2 separate regions of the Homo sapiens genome follow, and region 2 is linked to region 1. Evidence: chromatin loops called from intact Hi-C (ENCODE). Cell type or tissue: PC-3. All regions are shown on one strand. Links, peaks and the distances in the headings refer to the core of each region. The heading gives the core; the rest is flanking DNA. Region 1 has its middle 9.5 kb from the start of C1orf115. Region 2 has its middle 8.5 kb from the start of RAB3GAP2.

Region 1 (11,882 bases), core at 1,273-9,272:
GATTCATACTGACCACTGCTTTGCAACACACCTTTTCCACTTAAGCTCTATGGACCTCTTTCTGGGTCTTTATGTCTATATTCTTCAACATTCTTCAAGCTTTTTTTTATGAAGTGGAATTTTTTTCCCCCAATGCATGAAGTGGAATTTTTTTCCCCCAATGCATTGTTTCATGGAATAAATATATGGAAAAAAAATACACACACACACACACACACTACACACACATATCTATATGAAAATTATATATATACATTATATATATGTATATACGTGTGTGTGTGTGTGTGTGTGTTGGAGAGAAAAGAGTGAAATTCTGCTTGCTTTTGCCAGCTACCCCCTTCTGGCTTTCTGTTAAAGTCTAAGGCGATAAGCCTCTGCTATTATAAAATATTTTAATGGTTTTATGATATTCTGTGTAATAAGATTACTTAATGACCTGTTTGACAGACATTTTTATTTTTTTCCTAATTCTTCATATCATAACATTGCCATGAATGTCCTTGTAATCAAATCTATACATATTTCCATAATTATTCTTTGGTAAATTTTTTTCAAAACACATGACTATTTTTATAGTTTTTGGATTTTTATTTTTTCTTAACTATGGTTATATTCTATCCCTGAAGCTGGCAATAATTTTCCTTGAGAGAAGAGAATGAAATAAAAAATTAGTTGGGAATTTATTGCCTCTGTCACAAAAACACAGGTTAAGAGATGGGCCAGGTGGGCAGTTTCCAGGGTTCCAGTTCATAGGAGGGGCCAAGACAACACCAAAATGTAAGGAGATGGAAAAACTAGATTCACCAGAATTCCTCTTAGAAAAAGTCTCAGTGGGTGGTTGGAAAGAATACTTTCATAAAGGGCTGAAGATGGGGAAAGAGAGACAAGACGTCCTCAGGAACATGCTTGTAAAATAACATGTTCAAGGAATTGCCTTTTATTCAAAGTCCTTTTACTTTTATCCAGTCCTTGAACTTTTATTGAAAGTTCAAACCACAGAGCTGGTTTGGCAAAGTGCATTGTACATATTTATTGACCTCCCCTGCCCTTGCTGTAGTTTTCAGTGATACCTCTAAATATTAAAGAAATATAATATTAAACTAATTAAACTAGCATAGCTTTTTTAAAAAGTTCCAGATTAACAGATTTGCATGTCCAAGGATGCTCTGTCCCCCTCAGACTCATGCTCTCACTACTCTACTCTGTTCCAGTCCTCTCTCCAGCTCTCTGGAAACCCACTCCAAAGGGGCACTCACCACCTCATCTCTGCACAGGACTTCCCTTCCACCTCCCAGTCTTAACTTGCCTCCTCTGAGAGGCAGTATTTACCTGCAGCTCTCTTTGAATAAAGGCTGTTCATTTCCTGTGCCCTATGTGTCTCCATAAAGAGAGTGTCCCCACCTCCTCTTGCTGCTTGAGGAAGTGTAAAGTAATGTACAGGAGTCATCTTTTTTTTTTGAGACAGAATCTCACTCTGTTGCCTAGGGTGGAGAGCAGTGGCACAATCTCAGCTCACTGCAACCTCTGCCTTCAGGGTTCAAACGATTCTCGTGCCTCATCCTCCCAAGTAACTGGGACTACAGGCGCACTCCACCAGGCCCAGCAAATTTTTGTATTTTTAGTAGAGACAGGGATTTACCATGTTGGCCAGGCTGGTCTCGAACTCCCAACCTCAAGTGATCTGCCCACCTCAGCCTCCCAAAGTGCTGGGATTACAGGCGTGAGCCACTGTGCATGGACAGGAGTCATCTTCGACCAGACGAAAGACAGCAGTGCTGAAAGATAACAGCCCAAACCCTGCCCATGTCCTGCATTGGGCCCACTTTTCACAGGCTCTTCGTGGTGTTTTCTACTTGGCATGGTTCCCTCCAAGAACTTTCTCAGCAGTCCTTACCAAAATCAAATCTGTTGTTAGACATGTTGCTTAGGCCGGGTGCGGTGGCTCACGCCTGTATTCCCAGCACTTTGGGAGACCATGGCAGGCGGATCACCTGAGGTCAGGGGTTCAAGACCAGCCTGGCCAACATGGTGAAATTCCGTTTCTACTAAAAATACAAAAATTAGCTCTGTGTGTTGGTGCATGCCTGTAATCCCAGCTACTCAGGAAGCTGAGGCAGGGGAATCGCTTGAACCTAGGAAGCGTAGGTTGCAGTGAGTTGAGATCATGCCACTACACTCCAGCCTGGGCGACTGAAACTCCGTCTAAAAAAAAAAAGACGTGTTACTTAGAAACAGCATCAATGACAACAACAAATAACCTGATTAAAAATGGGCAAAGGAACTGGAGAGACATTTCTGCAAAGAAGATATAAAAATGGCCAATAAACACATGAAAAGATATTCAAGATTTCTAATCACTAGGGAAATGCAAATGAAAACCACAATGAGATACCACCTCACACCGATTTGATGACTACTATAAAAAACAAAAACAAAAAGTATTGGCAAGCATGTGGAGCAATTGGAACCCTTGTGAATTGCTGATGGGAATGTAATGGGCAGCCCCTGTGTAAAACAGTATAGTGATTCCTCAGACAATTAAAAATAGAATCACCGTATGCTCCAGCAATTCTACTTCTGGGTATATACATGAAAGAATTGAAAGCAGGGACTCCAGTGTATTTGCACATCCATGTTCATAGTAGCATTGTCCACAATAGCCAAAAGGTAGAAGCAACTCAGTGTTCATTGACAGATGAAAGGATAATGAATGGGTAAACATATGCGATGTATATGTACAATGGAATATTATTAAATTTGAAAAGGGAATGAAATCCTGACATATGCTACAGTATGGATGGGCCTTGAGGACATTATACTAAGTGAAATAAACCGTCACAAATGGACAAATACAGTATGATTCCTCTTATATGACATACCTAGTCAATTTCATAGAAACAGAAAGGATGGTGGTTGCCAGGGGGTGGGGAGAGGGGATAATGAGGAGTTAGGATACCAACAAAGGGCAGAAACAACCCACGCTTATCGGAGCCATCCCCTCACCCTAGACACATATTCTCTTACATAATTTATTCCTCTTATTTTCTAAACTTAGCAGATATAATTCAGTGCCTACAGCTTCATTCGTGGGCCTCTTCCAATATTCTCTTTTCAAGATAGCAATTCCAAATTTGTATACTTTTGAGTGACTTTGCATCTTAATGTCTCCTTTACCCTCCCTTTAGAGCAGGCTGATTTGGAGAAAGAATACCTGGCGAGTACTGCAAAACAGGACAGCCATCAAAGATTCTTCCCTGATGACATCTCAGTTTCTTTTTTCTTTTTCTTTTCTTCTCTTTTCTCTTTTCTTTTCTCTTTCTTTCTTTCTTTCTTTCTTTCTTTCTTTCTTTCTTTCTTTCTTTCTTTCTTTCTTTCTTCCTCTCTTTCTCTCTTTCTTTCTTTCTTCCTCTCTTTCTTTCTCTTTCTTTCTTTCTTTCTTTCTTCTTTCTTTCTTTCTTTCTTTCTTTCTTTCTTTCTTTCTTTCTTTCTTTCTTTCTTTCTTTCTTCTTTCTTTCTTTTTCTCTCTCTGTCACCTAGGCTGGAGTGCAGTGGTGTGATCTGAGCTCACTGCAACCTCCAACTCCCGGGTTCAAGCGATTCTCTTGCCTCAGCCTCCTGAGTAGCTGGGACTACAGGCATGAGCTACCACACCTGGCTAATTTTTGTACTTTTAGTGGAGATGGGGTTTCATCATGTTGGCCAGGCCGGTCTCGAACTCCTGACCTCAAGTGATCCACCCTCCTTGGACTCCCAAAATGCTGGGATTACAGGTGTGAGCCACCATGCCAGGTGACATCTCAGTTTCGTGAGCATCAACGTGGCCTCTGTTCTCTCCTTATGAAAACAGTTCTTTTCCCACTTTCCTGGCAGCTTCCCTGCAGCCCTTCTCCTCATCAAACAACTATTACGTAAAAATTTTAAAATTTGATGTTCTAATCATAAAAATGCATTCTTCTTATTGTTGTTATTATTTGAAAATTAAATGACCCCAAAATAGGCACACAGCAGACATAACTTGTTTTTTTCAGCTATTTGTAAAGGAGCTGAAAAGGTTAGATTAATCCAAGTAGTTTTACTTCAGATGTTGAGTACAAAATGGGATGTAAACTTGAGTTATAGTATTTTTCTTCAATCTGCTCCTTTTTAAAGGTATAATCCTGTTTGTTAAATGAATTTTACTTAACTATGGAAATAAATGTATCCAGACTGGAAAACTGGTTCCAATTTTTAAACTCTTCCATACTTAGTGTTCTCAGAAGATCAGGGACCGATGAGGCCTGAGAAACTATTTCAGCCGTGCCCTCATTTCTCTCCTGAGGAAACTGTGTTCAAAGATGTCTTAAGTGATTTGATCCAAAGTCTTTCTGAGCAAGGTCTCAGCCCTGGCTTTCAGAATCCCAGCCTGCTGCGCTGCTGGTTCTTTCCAACATCATCATCAACAACCACCTACCAACACCCACGTTTCTCTTTGTGGACCTAACTTTAGAAAGGTTTGTTCCATCAAGCTGCACTTAAATAATAATCCTTTGTCAATTAAATATTCTGGTATCAGATAATCTCTGCTACCCTATTGAACGGACATAAGTCCAGCCAAAAGGACAGAAATGCCATATCATTTCTTTCTTTTTTTTTTTTAACTCATCCATGTTTCTGTTTATATATAGGATAACAAATTCAGAAACAATGGGAAAATAATATATGAAACCTTAATAGGAAATATAATAGAGATTACAAAACACCACCATTTGATTTTTTTATGCAAATACTTCAATATTCCAATATTTTTACTCACTTGTTAAATAAAGCACACGCCTCGAAATGCTAAATAATTCTGTTAGTCTAAATCTTTTAAAGAATAAAATGTTGGTGAAAAACCAAGATTGTTTAGTAAGGTATGTACGACCTTGTTTATTATCTATCATAGATATCAAGATGATCATAGTTAATACCAATTTAAGCTTTACAGAATAATGTTTTAGGCCCAATATTGATATATTAAATGAAGGTATCAGAGAATCTTGTATTTATGGCATCAGGTTATAAAGATCTATTCAAAACCATTTTTGTCAAAGTTTAAACCCTGGAACAAAAGTCAAATTGTTTCTAAATGAGACACAAAATGATTCTTGCTAATAGTACAAATTTTGTCCCATGGGTAATACTATTGTCTTTTTCTTTTTTAAAAAAATTATTTCGATTTTTATTTTAGATTCAGGGAAGACATGGGCAGGTTTGTTAGCTGGCTATACTTACCATTTCTTTTAAACGTTTTGACATGTTCAAATTGTTAGTTTCTGTTATTACCAGAGAGAACCACTAGAGGTCAGGGAAAACCCCTGCCCAGGACAGTGCTTCTGTCCTACCACCTGCAGCAGTCGGAACCCTCTGGATCTGTCTGTACAACAGAGACCCCAAAGCCCCCTTCCCAAGAAGCACTTGGTCTTGTGTCCCACATACTTAACTAATAGCATGTCTTTTTTCTTCTGCCTACTCATGGATTTGAGGCTAACATCCTTCCCTGCTTAAGTTGGATTTTGCACATTTTTTAATCTGCTCATGCGATTTAAACATCTTTCCATCTGGCTACAAAGGCACCTTAATTCCATTCCATTGGATTCCTTATATCCCGAAAGTAAATGCTTTCATACGTTTTTAATCAAATTTGATAAATTTTGATGAAAATTCTCTCGATAAATTTTGATACAAATTTTGATGATAATGTTGATGAAATCTGAAGAATTTTGATGAAAATTTGATGGAATTCTGCACTCTTTTCATATAATGTAAATCTGATGGGGCCAAAGCCTTAGAGATATAAAAATGACTTCTAAACATGACATAGTGTTTCACAGCTATATTATTTTAATGTCATACTTTTTTCTCAGGTTACTGCGATGAACCAATGGCTTTTCATTGACACAATTTGTTTCAATTATTTGTAGTCATCAGTTCTTTTTCAGTGATCAAAATGTCACAATTTAGCCAAAGGAAACTTTTAACTGGCCCACGTAGCCTTTTTACAAAAAATGCACAAAATATTTAAAGTATCTTTGCTTTTCGGCAACAAGATGCCACAGGCCCATTTTGTACATCTGGTCCCAGATGTGAGATCTACCAATTTTCCTAGTCCCAATTTCTCTCAGAGAAAGAAAGCAGGGACCCAACCATGAGCACTGTGGGAGACCACGGCAAGCGGATCACCTGCCGTGATATTAGAGACCCAACCATGAGCACTGTGATGTGCTTATCTGGCTTCGTGCTGCTGGGATGATAGAACTTATGGGCCGTTTCAATGGACGGTCATGGGAAAAGTATACATACACACAGACAAACATATGTCTAAGAAGTTCACAGCCATTTTCAAGTTAGTCCCAATATTACTTCACAACCATAATACGTAAATTCTTAATCCTATACTCAAACTATAATTGTGCTTCATTTTCTTTTTAATGGATGACTCATATTTGCCATTCTGAAGCTCTTGATTCATAACAAAGCTAACGTAATCACTTATTTATTTTAGATCCAAAGTAGGTCCAATAAAATAAATAGGTCCAAAATAGCGATACTGTACTAACTATAAAGCCACTAAGTAGAATTCCAGTGTTTATTTGTAAATTGCCTTTGTCCTTAGAGTGCAGGATACAGAGGGTATAGGATACAGAGTACAATTACTTTGATCTAGAGTACTCTGAAATAAATCCTCACTCTGTGGGTTACAGAAGTCTATCCAAATGTTTCCGTTCGTTTTCCGTTTGAGTTCTTAGGATTTTAGCTTTCACTTTCTGCTTAGAGTCTATATGGGGTCGGAGGCAAAAGGGTAAGTCAGTTTTATCACGAGGACAAATAGAAATATCCTAACAGTTCAATGTTCAAAGTACCAGAAAAAATTTCATTTATTCACTGTCTGCCTCACCTCCAATGACTTATTGCCCAGAAGTTACATGTACAAGATTTACATGTGCATAAAAAGCTGTACAAATCCATTCTGACTTCCAATATTCCTCTGAATATATTTAGGAGCTACAGTTTTGTGTATTCAATTAAATTTTAATTATACTACATCCGGTCCTGAGAGCTTTATGATTTATCTTCTTCCTCCCTGCACCCCAGCTTCCAGTTTTTCTTTTTTCTCTGTCATATATGACAGCATTCCCTTCCAATTAACACAGTATACATGTTAAGTATCATCATATCAAGTCACAGTTATAAATTATAATAGTTAGTTTTACAATATGTTTACTTGTATATGCCAAGACACTTTTCCTTGTTGCTGTTTTGTTTTGTTTTCTCTCTCTTTTTTTTTTTTTTTTTATTTGAGATGGAGTCTCACTCTGTCGCCCAGGCTGGAAGTGCAGTGATGCGAACTCACCTCACTGCAGCCTCCACCTTTCGGGTTTTAGCGATTCTCCTGCCTTAGCCTCCCAGGTAGCTGGGATTACAGGCACACGCCACCACGCCTGGCCAATTTTTGTATTTCTAGTAGAGACGGGGTTTCACCATGTTGGCCAGGCTGGCCTTGAATTCCTGACCTCAGGTGATCTGCCTGCCTCGGTCTCTCAAAGCGCTAGGCATCAGCCACCGTGCCCGACCCCTTGTTGCTGTTTTCTAAATATAGTAGTAATTATTAAGATAGTTTAATCTACCTAGAGGGATGTAAATGTATATAGTAGAATGGCATACTGTTGGCAAGGGAGATAGAGACCAATGCAGGGTTTTCAGGTTTTGTCAGAAATGTCCTTTTAACTTATAAGGCTGTAATTCTGACCTGAATTCTCTACACATGTATTTTTCTATTATCAATATTATTAAAGGCAGATAGTTCCATCGTTTTTTTAATCTTCAGTGGCTTTTGGATATGTACAGTCCAATAAGACATAATTCCGTTACATTGTTAAATAATTCTTTTAAATGTTAGGTATTATGCTTTAAAACTTTATCCAGGGGAGACTTCTGATTCTGCTTCTGATATAGAATGATTCAAAAGACTTTTCAATCTGGTGGTAACACAGATGTAAATCTGTGCACACACAAATTAAAATTGCATTATATTGTGGTATCAAAGAGTGTTGAGTGCAAGACAGCCTTGGTGCCTGGGATTCCAGAGAAGGGCATGGCTTTCACGGGTGAGCAGCGAGCTGCAGCCGTTTCCACGCCTGGGCAAGTCACTGATCTGGGCAGGGCTGGGCGGAAAGTGGGCTTTTTCCATAAAGTGGGCTCTTTTCTGAAAAAGTGAGCCTGGCACTCAGGCGCCTCTTCTGGCGTGAGCGGACGCCAGCCATGCTTTTATAATAGTTACGGTGTGGGCTGGAAGGACAGATTGGAATTTGCAAAAGCCCCAAATAAGAAAATAAACAAATCACACAGCCCCGTGATGCCACCCTCACTCCTGCAGTTATGCTGAGAAAGCCGCGGGAGGAAGCCTTGCCAAGCAGAGCTTGCATGCTTGCTTGTGCATCCGCACAGTGGTTGGTGCCTCGGCTCTCCTGAAGTTGAAGCCAAAAGTGAACCCAAACGCCTACGCTGCACTCCATCTCCTCCCAGCTGAAAGCCCCACAAGACCAAAGGCTTTGGGCCCTGGACCATGATGGCCCAGAAGGTCCAGGCTTGAGCTAGCCAGAGGTGAATGCACTCTGATTAGCGCTCCGGCCCAGCCCCACCACAGCTGAGCTAACTCTTGGTAGGTTTTAATGGTCAGTCCCTCAGGACAGCCACCAGCAACAAAAAGGCTTGCTCTTAAATTTTAAAAATTCTTCATATTCCACAAGAAACAATATATGGAAGACCCTTGTTTCATGTTTGTAGCAAATTCTAGTTGAAATACCCTTTAACTGCAATTCCATGATACATTGTATTTATGTCAAGTCTTTGCCCTTTATCTTCAGTGTAAGAACTCTAACCCTTCAGATGAAATAAAAATGTGCTGTGCTTGGCCGGGCACGGTGGCTCACGCCTCTAATCCCAGCACTTTGGGAGGCCACGGCGGGCGGATCACCCGAGATCGGGAGTTCAAGACCAACCTGACCGACATGGAGAAACCCCGTTTCTACTAAAAATACAAAATTAGCCAGGTGTGGTGGTGCATGCCTGTAATCCCAGCTACTAGGGAGGCTGAAGCAGGAGAATCACTTGAACCTGGGAGGCAGAGAGGCAGAGGTTGCGGTGAGCCGAGATTGTGCCATTACACTCCAGCCTGGGCAACAAGAGCGAAAATCTGTCTCAAAAAAAAAAAAGAAAGAAAAAAAGTGCTGTGCCTGAGATTTCTAACTGTGCATTTTATGGGGCCTGCATGATTACCACAGATATGTATTTGAGGAGAAAAACACTTAAATGTAAATGTTAAATTTCTTTTTCTACTACATCATCTACTTTTATCACTTTTTGAACTAAAAGGTATTTAATGTGGAAGGCCCCAATAAAAAATGATCTTTAAAAAAATAAATTTTTTAACCTAAGGAAAGATAATTTTTTACCATCCTTTTTTTTTTTTTAGGCTGCACCAAAAACTGAGGCTTAGCTGGTATACAAGACTGCCACTACCACCACCTCTATGCCCCCCACCTTCCTTTTAAGTTGCAATCTTTGGAAAATTAAAAATATTTTCCTATCTAGTTCATGGTTTATAACCAGTTCTTATCAGCCAAAGATGTACTTCTTCCTGAGTCTAAATCTATCTTGTAAAAATAAATTAATTGTTTTAAACAACTTTAATTCATACAGTCTCAGGTCTATCCACATTCTCTTACTCTAAATTCACACATTTATTACAAAATGAAAGAGTAAAGAGTTAAACATAAGGTCCTTATGTCTACAAATGGAAACTTGGTTTTCAATTAAATATGTATAGCTGTTTCTATGCAAGTCATTCCAAATAAGCAATTATTTTTAAGCTTCTGAGGTCTCTACACATTTTTGAACTCAATAACTGACGATGTGTTTTCATGAATCTTAGCTCTCCAATGTACTTGCTCCTTTGGAGAACAAGTTTCTAATTCTTATCAGTAAAGAAAGATTCCTACAAGAGGTGAATGTTGTGGGTTGTCACTCAGCATTCTTCTCACCCTCCTTCCAGCGTGCAGAGTCTAGGAAGTGAAATCATGTTCCAGGGTCCCTCGGGTACTGGAGGAAATTGAGCAAGTTAGCTTAGACTAATCAGGTGCACTCCCGAGAGTTTTGGAAGGCAGAGAGGGTGGAAGCCATGCTTCAACTGTTTATGCTGCTTCTGCTGACAAGGGCAGTCCTGCAGATGTTGGGATTTTTTGTGCCAGAATGCCAGCGTCTGGTCCTCAGTCTCATGGGTATTTAGAGAAAGGGGAGGGGGTGCCTGTGTGTTGCCAGTGCAGACCAGCAGTCTGTTATGGATTAAATTGTGCCCCAAACCTCCCAATTCATAGGTTGAAACTCTAACCTCCAGTACCTTAGATGTGATTGTATTTGAAGATAGGGCCTTGAAAGAGGTCGTGAAGGTTGAATGAGCCTGGGTGTGGTGGTTCACACTTGTAATCCCAGCACTTTGGGAGGCCAAGGCAGTGAATTGCTTGAGCCCAGTTCAAGACAAGCCTGGGCAACATAGTGAAACCCAGTCTCTATAAAATCTACAAAAAAATTAGCTGGGCATGGTGGCTCAGGCCTGTAGTCCCAGCTGCTTGGGAGGCTGAGGTGGGAGGATGGCTTGAGCCCAGGAGACCGAGGCTGCAGTGAGCTGAGATCACACCACTGCACTCCAGACCCTGTCTCAAATTAAAAAATTTTTTAAAAAAAGGTTGAATGAGGTAATAAGGGTGGGGCTCTAATCCAATAAGACGGGTGTCCTTCTAAAAAGAGGAAGGACCAGGGATGTGCATGCACAGAACAAAGGTGATGTGAGGACAGAAAGAAGGTGGCCATCTGCAAGCCAGAGAGAGAGGCCTGAGGAGAAACCAAACCCACGGACACCTTGTACTCAGACTTCCAGCCTCCAGAATTCTGAAAAATAAATTTCTGTTGTTTAAGCCACCAGACTGCAGTATTTTGTTATGGCAGCTCTAGCTGACTAACACACAGGCAAGGCTGGGACTGTAGCTAACTGTCGGGATTTGGGAGCTTGCTAGGTGGCAGCTGAGGTGCTAATGTCCTTACAGCCACCAGGTCCAGTGGCAGCCTCCTGGTGCCCAGCTTCCTCACTACAGCACAAGTAACAGCTCAGTGGTCATTCTAGGAGTTACACTGGAGATGGCCCAGCCTAGAGCTTGCTATTCTAGCCCTTTGTGAAATGTGGAAGCACTGAAGTCCGTATATCAAATCCTGTATCCACATGGCCATCTTAAAGGCTCAGGATAGGAAAACCAGTTGTCATAGTCCGTTCAGGCCACTATAAAAAACATCATAAACTGGGTAACTTGTAAACAACAGAAACTTACTTCTCAGAGTTCTGGAGGTTGGCAAGTCCAAGATCAAGGTGCCAGCTGATTCTATCTCTTGCTGCGTCCTCATAAGGCAGAAGGGGTGAGGGGTTTCTCTCTTGGGCCTCTTTTTATAAGGACATTAGTCCCATGAGGGCTACATTTCATGACCTAATCACCTCCCAGAGGCCTCCCATGCCCAATACCATCAACTTGGGGTTAGAAATTTAACACATGAATTTGGGGGTTGAAGGGGGGACACAGACATTCAGACCATAGCATTGGCATGGAACCACAGGACCCTTGGAGATTGAGAAGGGCATAGGTGATCAGGGATTCAAGGGTATTTGCTGGGTCATAACCAGTAGAGTAGAATGTTTCCAGTGAGGGCCTGTAAAAAACTATGGACAACCAGCTTCAAACACCTGGTAGGCCTTGTGGGTGAGACAACACCTTGGGCAATACTAGCCATGGAAGATGTTTTCTGCACTCTTCTCT
Region 2 (11,882 bases), core at 1,289-9,288, 400 kb before region 1:
TTATAAAATGAAGAGGCTGGGCTCTAAAGTTCATCCCAGGGATATGTAGGTTTTGGTAAGAGACTGGGAATGGCAAGTTCTGGGAGCTGGAATTGCTTAGAAGGAGTGGTCTGTGTAAGCACCCTAGTAAGAAGCTTGGGTCAGCAGGAGAAAATGTGAGGGTACTGGACATCTCTAAGGGAAAGTAAGGGGAGCATAGCAAGGGCGTGGAGAGTCCTTGAAGCCTTACCTCATAGCTGTGCTAAGGGTCATCCTTGAATTGAAGATTGAGCAGAAGCAAGGGCTATTTACAGTTATTATTCAACAAACATTTATGGAGTGCTTTTTACATTAAAGATACTGTAGTAAGCACAGTAAGGCAATAAGGACAAGTGATCCAGAGATTCACTACTTAAAAGCAGACAAACACAAATGCTCTAAGAGCAGAGTGTGATGAGTACCATGGATGGCTTTTGGATAAAGGGCAGTGGGAGAAATAAGGGAGAGATTAATTTAGATCCCTAGGGGTGTCCCTTGGAAAAGAAGTAGTGTGGAAGAGGTAGGAAAGGCATTAAACAAATTGGTTCTTGATTATAGAGAACCTCAAAATCCAAATAGTGAAACCGCCTTTGCAAAATTATGACTGAGATAGTGAAAGAGATGTAACTTAACCGACTCCATCTTGCTTCTAACCTCCAAGCTGTCCTTGTTCATTCTTGGGCGTAAGTTGAACTAACTTTGAGAGAAACTTAGTTTACAGTTTAAACAAAGACGGTAACAGCCTTTTCCCAAAGCAGACCTCCTTCTTACCCGGGGACTAGATTGCCTTCGTAGGACTAACATTAGCCACAAGATTAAAAATTATGGTTTAGGAGTCATGCAGCTGGAGAGTGTGACCCTCCCTAAACTGCTCCTAAGATCAATGCTTGAACTATTTTGTAGACCCTGCACTTGATGGATCAGCTGGCACCACCCAAATCAATAAACTGGCTCATCTGACCTTGTAGCCCCCACCCAGGAACTGACCCAGCACAAGAAGGCAGCTTCGACTCCCTATGATTTCATCCCTGACCAATCAGCACTCCTGGCTCATTGGCTTTCCCCCACCCACCAAGTTATCCTTAAAAATTCTGCTCCCCGAATGCTCAGGGAGACTGATTTAAGTAATAATAAAACTCCGGTCTCCCTCACAACCAGCTCTGCGTGAATTACTCTTTCTCTGGCAATTCCCCTGACTTGATGAATTGGCTCTGTCTAGGTAGCGGGCAAGGTGAACCCCTTGGGCAGTTACCATAGTATGGTCTGGTCTTTTTCTGTGTGCAAGGTATAACCAATTGAAGATATTTTGAAGAAGATGTAGAAGTATGTGGGATGACTGAAGGCAGATAGACCCCTCTAGATGTCACAGCAATATTCTAAACAAGAAGTAATAACATTGGAAAGGCAGTGCCTCTCTGGTGGCTGAATCAATAGAATTTTGGTATACAGTTAGATATAGGTGTGGGAAGGGAAAATATGACCCAAGGTGATGTTCAAGTCTTCAGTCCAAAGAATTGGAAAGGTGGCAATGTCATGTCAGCAACCAAGATAGAGAATGTAAAAGGAGGAATGGCTTTGGGACAAACAAGAATAGGATGAGGCTGGGCACAGTGGTTCATGCCTGTAATCCCTGTGCTTTGGAAGGAAGAGGTGGGAGGAATGCATGAGGCCAAGAGTTCGAGATCAGTCTGGGCAACATAGAGAGACCCCATTTCCACACAAAATTAAAATTAAAATTAAATTGTCTGGGCCTGGTGGTGCATGCCCATAATCCTAGCTACTTGAGAGGCTGAGTCAGGAAGCCTGCTTGAGCCCAGGTTTGAGGTTACAGAGAGCTATGTTTGTGCCACAGCTCTCCAGTCTGGGTGACAGAGCAAGTGAGACTCTGTCTCCAAAAAAAAAAAAAAAAGATAAATGGATAAATTCAGTGTTGGATTTGTTAAATTTGAACTGCCCGTGGAAGAGCTAGGTTTTTTTTTTTTTAAGTTATTTTTATAAACTGAAGTTCCAAATTGGGATTGGAGAGGCCAGAGCTAGAACCTACCTATGGAAGTCTTCCACACAGAAATTATATTGAAGGGAGGGGATGAAAGTGCCAGTGGATTCTAGATGGGGTGAGAGCAGTGAGAGCAGGATTGGATGAGGAAAACAAGGTGGGAGGACTATCTTTTTTTTTTTTTTTTTTTTTTGGTACAGAGTCTTGCTCTGTCACCTGGGCTGGGGTGCAGTGGCATAATCTTGGCTCACTGCAACCTTTGCCTTCCAGGCTCAAGCGATCCTCCCGCCTCAGCCTCCTGAATAGCTGGGACTATAGGCACATGCCACCATGCCTGGTTAATTTTTGTGTTTTTTGAAGAGACAGCATCTCACTATATTGCCCAGGCTGGTCTTGAACTGCTAAGCTCAAGGAATCTACCCTCTTTGGCCTCCCAAAGTGTTGGCATTACAGGCATGAGCCACCATGCCTGACCAACTGTCTATTTTTTTAGAGGTGGATGGAAAAAGAAGCTCTAGTAAAGGAGATAAAAAAGACATAGTCAAAGAAGAAAACTGTACATGGTAGGACCATGCTACAAAAGCCCAGTGAGGAAGAAGACATTTTCACAAAGGGGTAAACCTATTGTATTGAATTCAATAAAGAATTTAAGAAAGGAAAAGCCAAGAAGAGATGATTCCATTTGGTGAATAGGTAGTAACAAGTGATTGTCCAGTGTATAGAGCAGCCAAACTCTGTTTCTTTTGCAGAAAATTTGTAACCTTTCTTCAGAAGTTGATTATTTTTCTGATAGCCAGAGAAGCAATGGTAATCTTTTTCTTTACAACTAAAATAGAGATGGAAAGAAGTCTTTTCTTTTTGCTGGCATTGACCAGTTAGGAAAAGAAGAACTAGCTTCACTAAGCATTGTGTTTTATTGCTTTTTTGAATCCAAGAAAAAATATTTATATTTTCAGCATTTCCCAATATTTATAACTTTATTGGGCCAAAACCTACTTTATTTATGTATTTATGTATTTATTTATTTATTTTTGAGACAGAGTCTCGCTCTGTTGCCCAGGCTGGAGTGCAGTGGCATTATCTCAGCTCACTGCAAGCTCCGCCTCCCGGGTTCACGCCATTCTCCTGTCTCAGCCTCCAAGGAAAGAAGATATTAACACAGTTAGCTAACAAATATAAGTGCCATAGTGCTTTTAAGTCTCCATCTTCTTAATTTTAATGTGTTTAGGACTTGTCAGGTTAAGTGAGCCACCAAATGTCAATGAGATTTGATATTTGTGGAAGAGATTACTAGTTGCTCATTATCCATTTCCCCTTTTGCTTTAGCAGGAGAACCCATATATTATTGGGACACTTATGTGCCCAGATTTGAAGACAAACCACATTTTCCAACCCCTCTTGACTCAACGTATCCATACACTATGTTCAGGCCAATGAAATAGAGCACGAATTGTTGGAATCATTGGGAGGGGTTTCCAGAAGTTTACTTACAAGAGAGACAGCTAAGAAAAAGTCTTTTGGCTTCTCCTTCCCCTTTCCTGTTTCCTACCTAAAATTTACCATGGTTGTAGCCCCAGCATCCTTTTTAGACAATGAATTGACCTAAACTGTGGTGGAGCATGAAGACAGGAGCCTGAGTCTCCTCTGCTTTGTGGAGCTGCCACGCCAAGCTTGGACTGCCACATCTGGACTTCTTTCAGGTGACAAAAGAAATCTGTGTGTGTTCTAGTCACTGCTATTTTGAGTTTTCTGTTATTGTAGGTGAACCTAATCCTGATATAATATGACCTTAGTAACAAGAGAAACTTTTGATCAAGGAAATTTGCTCTATTCTATGTATCTTGTTTAAATAAAAGCATTTTTATTTCTCTGATTGTCTTTTTCTCTAGCATAATTCAGATGAGATTAGACCAATTACCTGGATATTTTAAATTGTTTAAATATTTTTGACTTCATTTGGACATAAAAATATGCCCCAGGTGACCAAGTATTTCTTGTTTTCTTATTTTTAGCACAACTGAAATAGACTCTTAAAAGATTCTTTGAAATAAAAGAATGCCCCCCTTGTTGTTTAGCAGCCGAGTGATAAGTTCCAATCAACAATTTCATAATGGAAAATCGAGGGAAGGTTAGGTGAAGGGGAAACTGCTGGTTGGAGTTGTATATAAACTAAGACCACAAATATGAGAAGCCATTGCCTTGTGGTTTGTGAATAAAATAGCTCCGTCCAGCACCTTCCCTGTGGTTTCCTTACTCTGGACTACACTTTCTTCACAGTTTTCCCAAACCTTAGCTTCAGTGAAGCTGCAACCTCCTGATCCCTTTCTTCCTCTTTGATCTTTTTATTTTCTGAATATGTTACTATCTCCTTGTTATCTTTCTCTATTCCTTCAGTCCCTTCCTCAAAGTACCTTGTTACAGACTCTTTTCTTTCTGTTAATGGTTATCACATTTGGTGGATAAGCTATGAACAGAAAGGATAAATATTCTTTTCCTCTGCTTGTTCACTAGTCAGCCACCAAGTTCTATTGATTTAACTTCCAAAATATCTCTTGGATTGATCCTCTCCTGATATCCTCATTTCCACCTCCTCATTGAGCTGTTTCGATAGCTTCTTCGGTCTTCCTGCCTTTGCGTCTGGGCTTCCCACCTCAACCATCCTACACATTGCTGCCAGATTTGTCTTCCTGAAGCATAATTCTAATCATATTACCTAGTAAATCTCCCCATAACACTTTTGTTTCTTCTTTAATTTATTCACTCATTTAAGAACTATTCTCTGGGTACCCATTAGGTGCTATGAATGGCTGGAGGCCCTAAGAACATCAATATAAGTAAGACCCAGTACTGGTGAAGGTAGGGGTTACCAATACACAAGCAGGAATAATTACCAGAGAACAGAGCAGGAACAAAAACCATGGCCTTGGGATTCAGAAAAGACTTTTAAGAGGTAATATCTGAGCTGAGTCTTGAAAGCCGAATAGATTTTAGCTGGCTGACAAGGGCGTAAGGGAGAAACGAAAAAAATACCCTAGCAGAAGAAACATCATGACAAAAGGCTTGGGGGGCAGCAGTAACTTGTGTGTACAAAGAAACAGAAGCAGCGGTTTCTAAAATGTGAAGTGTGACACTACGGTTGGGGCTGAGTCTAGAGAGGTGGCCTGAGTGATTTTAAATTTTCTCAAATTTCATTTCCTGTAGAATGTAAGGACTAAGCAACATTTCTTAGTTTGCTTAAATATGAGAAATGTTTCCTTGGGTTCATTTTCTTCACTGATACCACTTTTCACGTCTTGCTTGCAGTCTAAGGAGCTGCAGGGTAGGGACAAGGGTTTGTAGGTCCGGAGTCAAGATGTGTTCCCAGCCCAGCTCCCCCTGATGCACTTGATCATTTACACTGGACTCTAGATTTGTGTTGAAGGTTGACTTTCTGTTCCCCCTTGGTGAAACCTTCACAGACTACTAGATGCCATAGCAGGGGAAGTTTCCCTTGAGTGCTTTGCTCAGGGTCTCCCTCTCTTAAGCTCTCCAATTTCCCCTCCTTACATTGCCTGGCATTAGGTGACTGGGTGTTTTATTCTTCTTGATGCCATTTCTTTCCAGCAGATGCGGTCAGTGTTAATTGTCCTGCTAGTAGCCACTAATTTGACTTATATATAATCCTTGCATTTTAAAATCTTTTTTTTCAAATTCAATCCTTTCCACTGTTCTAGTTACTTGGATCCCTCATTTGTGGTCATATTCTATTCTTTTCTATCTTTCTTGCACTGAAAGGCACTTGGAAGATTTGAACCACTCAAGACTATAGACCTACACAAAGGCATGCTGGAACATTCTAACGTGGCTAATTACGGAGGATCTGCTGTCCTCTTTTCCACCGAGCAAACTTTGAAATCCTTCTAAACGCTGTTCGAATATCACCTCCTTTGTGAAAAGCCTGACTCTACCAGGCAAAATTAGCCACTTTGGACCCCCATAGCTTTTTCTTTTTTCCTTATAGAGACAAGGTCTCGCTCTGTTGCCCAGGCTGGAGTGCAGTGGCATGATAGTGGCTCACTGCATTATTGTAGCCTTGAACTCCTGGACTCAAGTCATCCTCCTACCTCAGCCTCCTGAGTAGCTAGGACTACAGGCGAACGTCCCACCCCCCAACCCATAGCTTTTTAATGTATGTGTCTATTCTGAAACTTAACACCTTGACTTCTTGTATTATGGTTTATCTGCATTACTGTCTCCCCCACTAGATGGTGATATCCTCAAGGGGAGGAATTGTGATGTTTACCCTTGTGACATTCATTCATTCAACACATTTTGAAAATATATACTGTGTACCAGGAGCTAAACATACACATGACTCATACTCAGTACAAAAGAGACACATATGTGTACTAATAGATAATACACTCCAATGACAGACAGATAAACAGGCACTTATACTTCATTTTTGAAAATGCGATGCTGGGAACAGTACAGAGGAACAGATAAGAAGGTCAGCTCACTTTGGAGATCAGTGAGGGCTTCCTGTAGGAAGTACCATGTGAGGTAAGAGTAGACCAAAGCCAGAAATAAATGGGATAGAGCGTAGAATGGAAGCAAGGAGGCCAAGCATTCTTAGATACAGAGGAAATAGCTCAAAACTCCAGAAGTGAGAAGACACAGTGTATTTAAGAATTAAATACTGTTAAGCCTGTCTGGAGCTAAAAAAAGACTGTTAACATGAGACTCGAGAATTAAGGAGGGACAAAAATCATCAAATGACTCAAGGGCACAGACTATGGTTTATTTAAATTTCTTCCTCTCTCCTGTGTTTGTACTTATCAAACAGGTGATTGGTTAATAAATGTTCATGGAAGGGAGCAAAGAAAAAAACAAATGGCCCAGCACTCCAGTGGGTAGTATATATTAGAAATAATATGAAATGCAGATTTTGCCTGCCTTCAGTGTCACTGGATAGACAAGACGTTATCTGTCAACATTGGTAAATACTAGGCCCCATTTGATTTAATATCCAAAAAGAGTGGTACACGTAAGTGTGGTTAAGTCTGGAGAGATTGCTGTGACCAGGGATTGCCAAGGGAGCCTGCATCAATGAGATGGAACCTGAACTGCATCTGTAGGGTGAGTATGGTCTAAGAAGAAAAGAATAAAAAGGCATTCTGTGATCTTTTCAGAAGTATTCGAAGCGAATTAGTTAGTTTGTTGGATTAGCATCTAAAGCTATACTTTATTCGGACTTGCCAGTCAGTTTGTATAAAATCACAAGTGGAGTTTATGCTAATAACTTATTTTTTAATAGTCATGGCCTCTCTCTTCTCCCTAGGCGTTTCTGAATTTAAAAGTTTAGGGAAAATAAAAAACATTTCCAAAATTGTGAGAGTCAAGGTAAATTATTTATTGATAACAATACTATCTTAGTCCAGTTTCTGTTACTAGAACAGAATAGCACACACCAGGTAATTTATACAGAAAAGAAGTTTATATCTTACAGTTCTGGAGGCTGGGCAATCAAAGGGCATGGCTTTAGCATCTGGTTAGGGTCTTTGGGATGCATCATCCCATTGTGGAAAGATGGAAGAGCAAGTGATCATGCGCAAAAGAGAAAGCATGAGGGGCTGGGCTCACTTATTAACAACCTACTCTCAAGATAACTAACACTCCCACAATAATGGCATTAATCCATTCATGAGTATAGAGCCTTCATGACCTAATTACTTCTTACAGGCCCCCACCTTTTAATACGGTTAGACTGGCAATTACACTTCAACATGAGTTTCAGAGGACAAACATGTAAACCATAGCAAACAGTAACACAGAACTAAATATTTGGTTCTCTCTCGCCAGTTAGATAATTTATATCTTATTGGAATTACAGCCATTTTAGTAATACATCTACCTGCTATTTAAAGGACAAAATTTAATTGTGACACTTGTGACCAATACTCAGGAATTATGTAAACCATGAATTAACTATGTTCAAAACACAATTGGTCTGCAGATAATTTATGGTAGCTCATGGCCTTAGTCATACTAACAAAGTCTTAAGCAATTGAACAATAATGTACATGGTAAAAAATCTAGGAGGCAATAAATGCTGCTTTTTAAAAGGTGAAAAATCTAAGCAAATTGAATAACCCAATTCACTGTAGAAATAATTTATCCTGAATAAACTTTGTGTTTGAACAGACAATAACATGGACAATCATTTGTAAGCAGCAAAATAAGACATAATTTGTTGTTGCAGAATTTAAAAAGCAAATGCCATAACCTTTAGATTGTCCAGTAATTTCTTTTGAGACCAGTAATTTTAATAATGTATCTCTCAAACAGCTTTGCTACTATGACCAAATGCTTAATGAATGATCATTTACATAGAAGAGGAATAAAAACAAGAAACTTTTATTATTTAGTTTATGCTTTGAGTAACTCTAGGGCTCTCACACACCAGATGTCTCTTAACCTTTGGGATAAGGAAATGATTTGCTATTTAGTCAGATAAAAGACCCTAATTTTGTGGTATACATAACAACTGTCAGTTTTAAAAATTATTATCATTAATGATTATGTGAAATCAGTATAAATTTTATGTATGGAAATAAGCCACCCATATTTTATTTTATTTTTTAAAAAGTGTAACCTTATCTCACATTTTATTAGCTAATTTAGCTGTGTAGTATTAATCCTTTGGCATCCATTTGCATTCTATTTTCATTTATCTATTCTGTTCCTCCTTCCTCCCTCCCCACCATCACATTATCCTCAAACACTCATTGTATACTCTGTGTGTATGACACTGCATTACGATATGCAGGCTTGCTGGATCTCAGCCATTCTAGCTAAATCACACTCCCTAAAAAAACTTACCCTTTGGAGAACAATATTTCTTGTGAGGTATGACATTAAACTCTGTACAGTAGCAAAACCCATTTGAGCTTTTTTTTCCAAAGAAATTAAATTCCAAAAGTGCTGAGATGTTAAGCAATGGATAAAACAAGGGAGTAAATTATTCATAAATGTATTAATAAATATTTCAGTGCTAAATGGAGTCCTGGTTAACGTACATTAATATCTTAGTAAGTGAAATTCTTTGAACGTTTTATATGTTACAATTTAAAGTATTTAGTATTACTGACCATGAATCTATAGATAAAATATTTAACAAAAGTCACTAATAAATATGAAAAGGGCACTTTGGGAAGTTTTAATAAATGAACTCATTCATAGTGCAAGACATTTACAGGCAAACATACTTATTTATCATACCCTAAATCTGATTTTATTGTATGATTAGGATTCTTTCCATTTGAAATAGGTTGTCAAGATGAATTCTGAACACAAATATGAAGAGTATCATTGCTGTTTCATTAAGTGCACAGCCTCTCACCATATTGTGCATATGTCCCTGAAATGTTTTTGAATGCGCTTTATAAACTCAAATTGTAATTTTATTATTTCAACTTTTAGCAAACAGTGCATTTTCAAAAATTTGACATTTTTGCATAGGTGGGATGAAGAATGTATTGGTCCTGTCAACCGCAAAACTGTTACTTTGGTCACTCACTGCACACTAGTGATAACACATAGCTGCTCACATTTAACGGGAACATTAAATAATCTCACTAATTTTTATGTATGCAGCACAGTAGAATAGCCTTTCAGAAAATGTTCTACAGCATGGCACTTTTGACATTTTGGGCCCGATAATTCTTGGTTGTGGGACTGTCCTATCCTGTGCAGCGTACGATGTTCAGGAGTATCCCTGGCCTTTACACACTAGATGCCAGGAGCAGCTTCAACTAGTTGTGACAACCAAAAATATCCCTAAACATTGCCAAATGTCCTCTGGAGGACAAAATCATCCCCTATAAAGAAGTTCTATTTTACCATAACATGTTTTATAGGAGGAATTTAAGCTTAGGAGTCCTAACATAAGGAAGTCTTGAAAATCCTTTATCTTAAATGACAGATATGATCAGCAGTCTGCAGTGATCACTCTTCTATAATCAACTTTACTGAAGTATAATTTATATACAATAACATGCAGATGTTAAGTGCACAGTTTGATGAATTTTAATAGATGTACCCATGTAACTTTAACCCCAACTAAGATATAGAACATTTCCATCACCTTAAAAAGTTCCATTCTGCTACTTTGCGGTCAATCTGGCTTACGCTAATCCAGACCCTGCCCCAGAAATGCGCTGATTTCCATCCCAATAGAGTAGTTTTGGCTGCTGTGGAACTTCATATAAATGGAATAAGAAAGTACAGGTATATACCCTTTTACGTCTGACTTCTTTCACTCAATCTAATCTCTGTGAAATTCATCCATATTGTTGTGTATATCAGAAATTTGTTCATTTTTATTTCTTAGAAATATCCATTTGTTTGATTACGTGACAATTTGTTTATTCATTCACCTGTTGAAGGACTTTGGGTTGTTTCCAGTTTTGGGCTATTACAAAACAGCCATTTTGAACTTTCTCTCACAAGCATTTTTATAAACATGTGTTTTTATATCTCTTGGGTAAATACCTAGAGCTGGAATTACTGTATCATAAGATAGATTTTGTTTATCTTCATAGGTAAATGGATGTACCATTTTACACTCTCACTAATAATGTGCAAGAGTTCCAGTTGTTCCACATTTTCACCCACACACTTGGTATTGTTATGATCTCTAGGGGTATCTCATGGTGATTTTAATTTACTTTTCCCTAATGATGTTGAATATATTTTCATGTGCTAAGTAGCCATTCATGCACCTTCTTTTGTGACGTGTCTGCTTAAGGCTTTTGCCCATTTTTAAGTTGGGTTATTTTCTTGTTGAGTTGTAAGAGCTCATTATATATTCTGGATACAAGTCCCATACTTTTGTGTGTGTGTGTGTGTGTGTGTGTGTGTGTGTGTGTGTGTACATATGTACGGTGAATATTTCATCCCAGTTTATTAATTATCTTTTGGGAACAAAAAAAACAAAACCACTGTCAAGATTGCATTTAGAGGACCTCATTGTTGAAGTAAATCCTTATGAGGTTATTTTTATAAAGCAACCATCTAACCATGAGTTTATTCTATTTTCATGTAATCGGTTTGCTTATAGGAAAGCTTCATAGTTATAAATTGTAGTACCTATACATAGAAAGTACTCATTCTCCAGTACAGTTACCAACAACTCTGCAATCATTGTAATCAATTTTTTTTAAAAAACAACATTTACTTTATCAAAGGTTCTGAAGTGTTTTCCCCTAAGGAGGTGTGCATGTGTATGGCTCAATGTAAACTAACTAAATAAACTGATATTAACGCAGTGTAGAAGACTGATGTTGTTAAATATAATGCAATGCTCTGTTACATTTCTCACACAACATATAAAATTTGAATGAAATTCCTTTGGCTAGATAAAACAGTCATTTAACAAAAGATAATTAAGTAATTATGCACTTTATTAAAATCATAGAAATTAAGAGCTGAAAATATAGAGACCATCATAGTCCAATATTCTCCTCTCACTGTTGTATCAATGGAGACAGAATACCGGGGCTGTTTTAGAGCTAGAGCCACATGGAGGAATTGGTCTTTGTTAAATAAGGCCTGCATGGTGAGTATACAGCAAATGTGATGGAGATAGGATGATTAGGACGAAGAGGAACATTCATACTATTCTTTAGTAGCTCTTTCCCCAGGGACTCCTGTATTTTAACATACCACATCTCCTGGCAAAGAAGGTGCTGCGGTGTATAAATGAATAGGCTATCCGGGTGGGGGTTCCAGGTTAGCCCACTTCCAACTGTGGTATTTCCTAATTAGTCTGTAAAATTTTCAGGAAATTTTTACTGCTTTAGTCCAAAGAAAAAAGGGAATAAGTTGC

Evidence for each region. A loop is a pair of places that touch in the nucleus more often than their neighbours do. Peaks named below come from ENCODE experiments on the same cell type or tissue, not always from the same donor. Only the 100,000 strongest peaks of a DNase experiment are listed, where the experiment ranks them.
Region 2: it touches region 1 in a loop (4-fold over the local background); 15 of 110 quality-filtered maps call a loop at or near these places.

What each region holds. Positions count from the first base shown.
Region 1 is chr1:220,674,932-220,686,813 of GRCh38, forward strand. No RefSeq gene overlaps it. Among named protein-coding and RNA genes, the nearest start is that of C1orf115, 9.5 kb to the right of the region's middle. RefSeq lists an enhancer at 7,947-8,447. In PC-3, for the core only: a CTCF peak has its summit at 5,342 (motif pointing right); a DNase peak (open chromatin) is centred at 5,340; H3K4me3 peaks cover 1,082 bases; H3K27ac peaks cover 983 bases.
Region 2 is chr1:220,274,976-220,286,857 of GRCh38, forward strand. No RefSeq gene overlaps it. Among named protein-coding and RNA genes, the nearest start is that of RAB3GAP2, 8.5 kb to the left of the region's middle. In PC-3, for the core only: a CTCF peak has its summit at 6,258 (motif pointing right); a DNase peak (open chromatin) is centred at 6,286; H3K27me3 peaks cover 3,189 bases.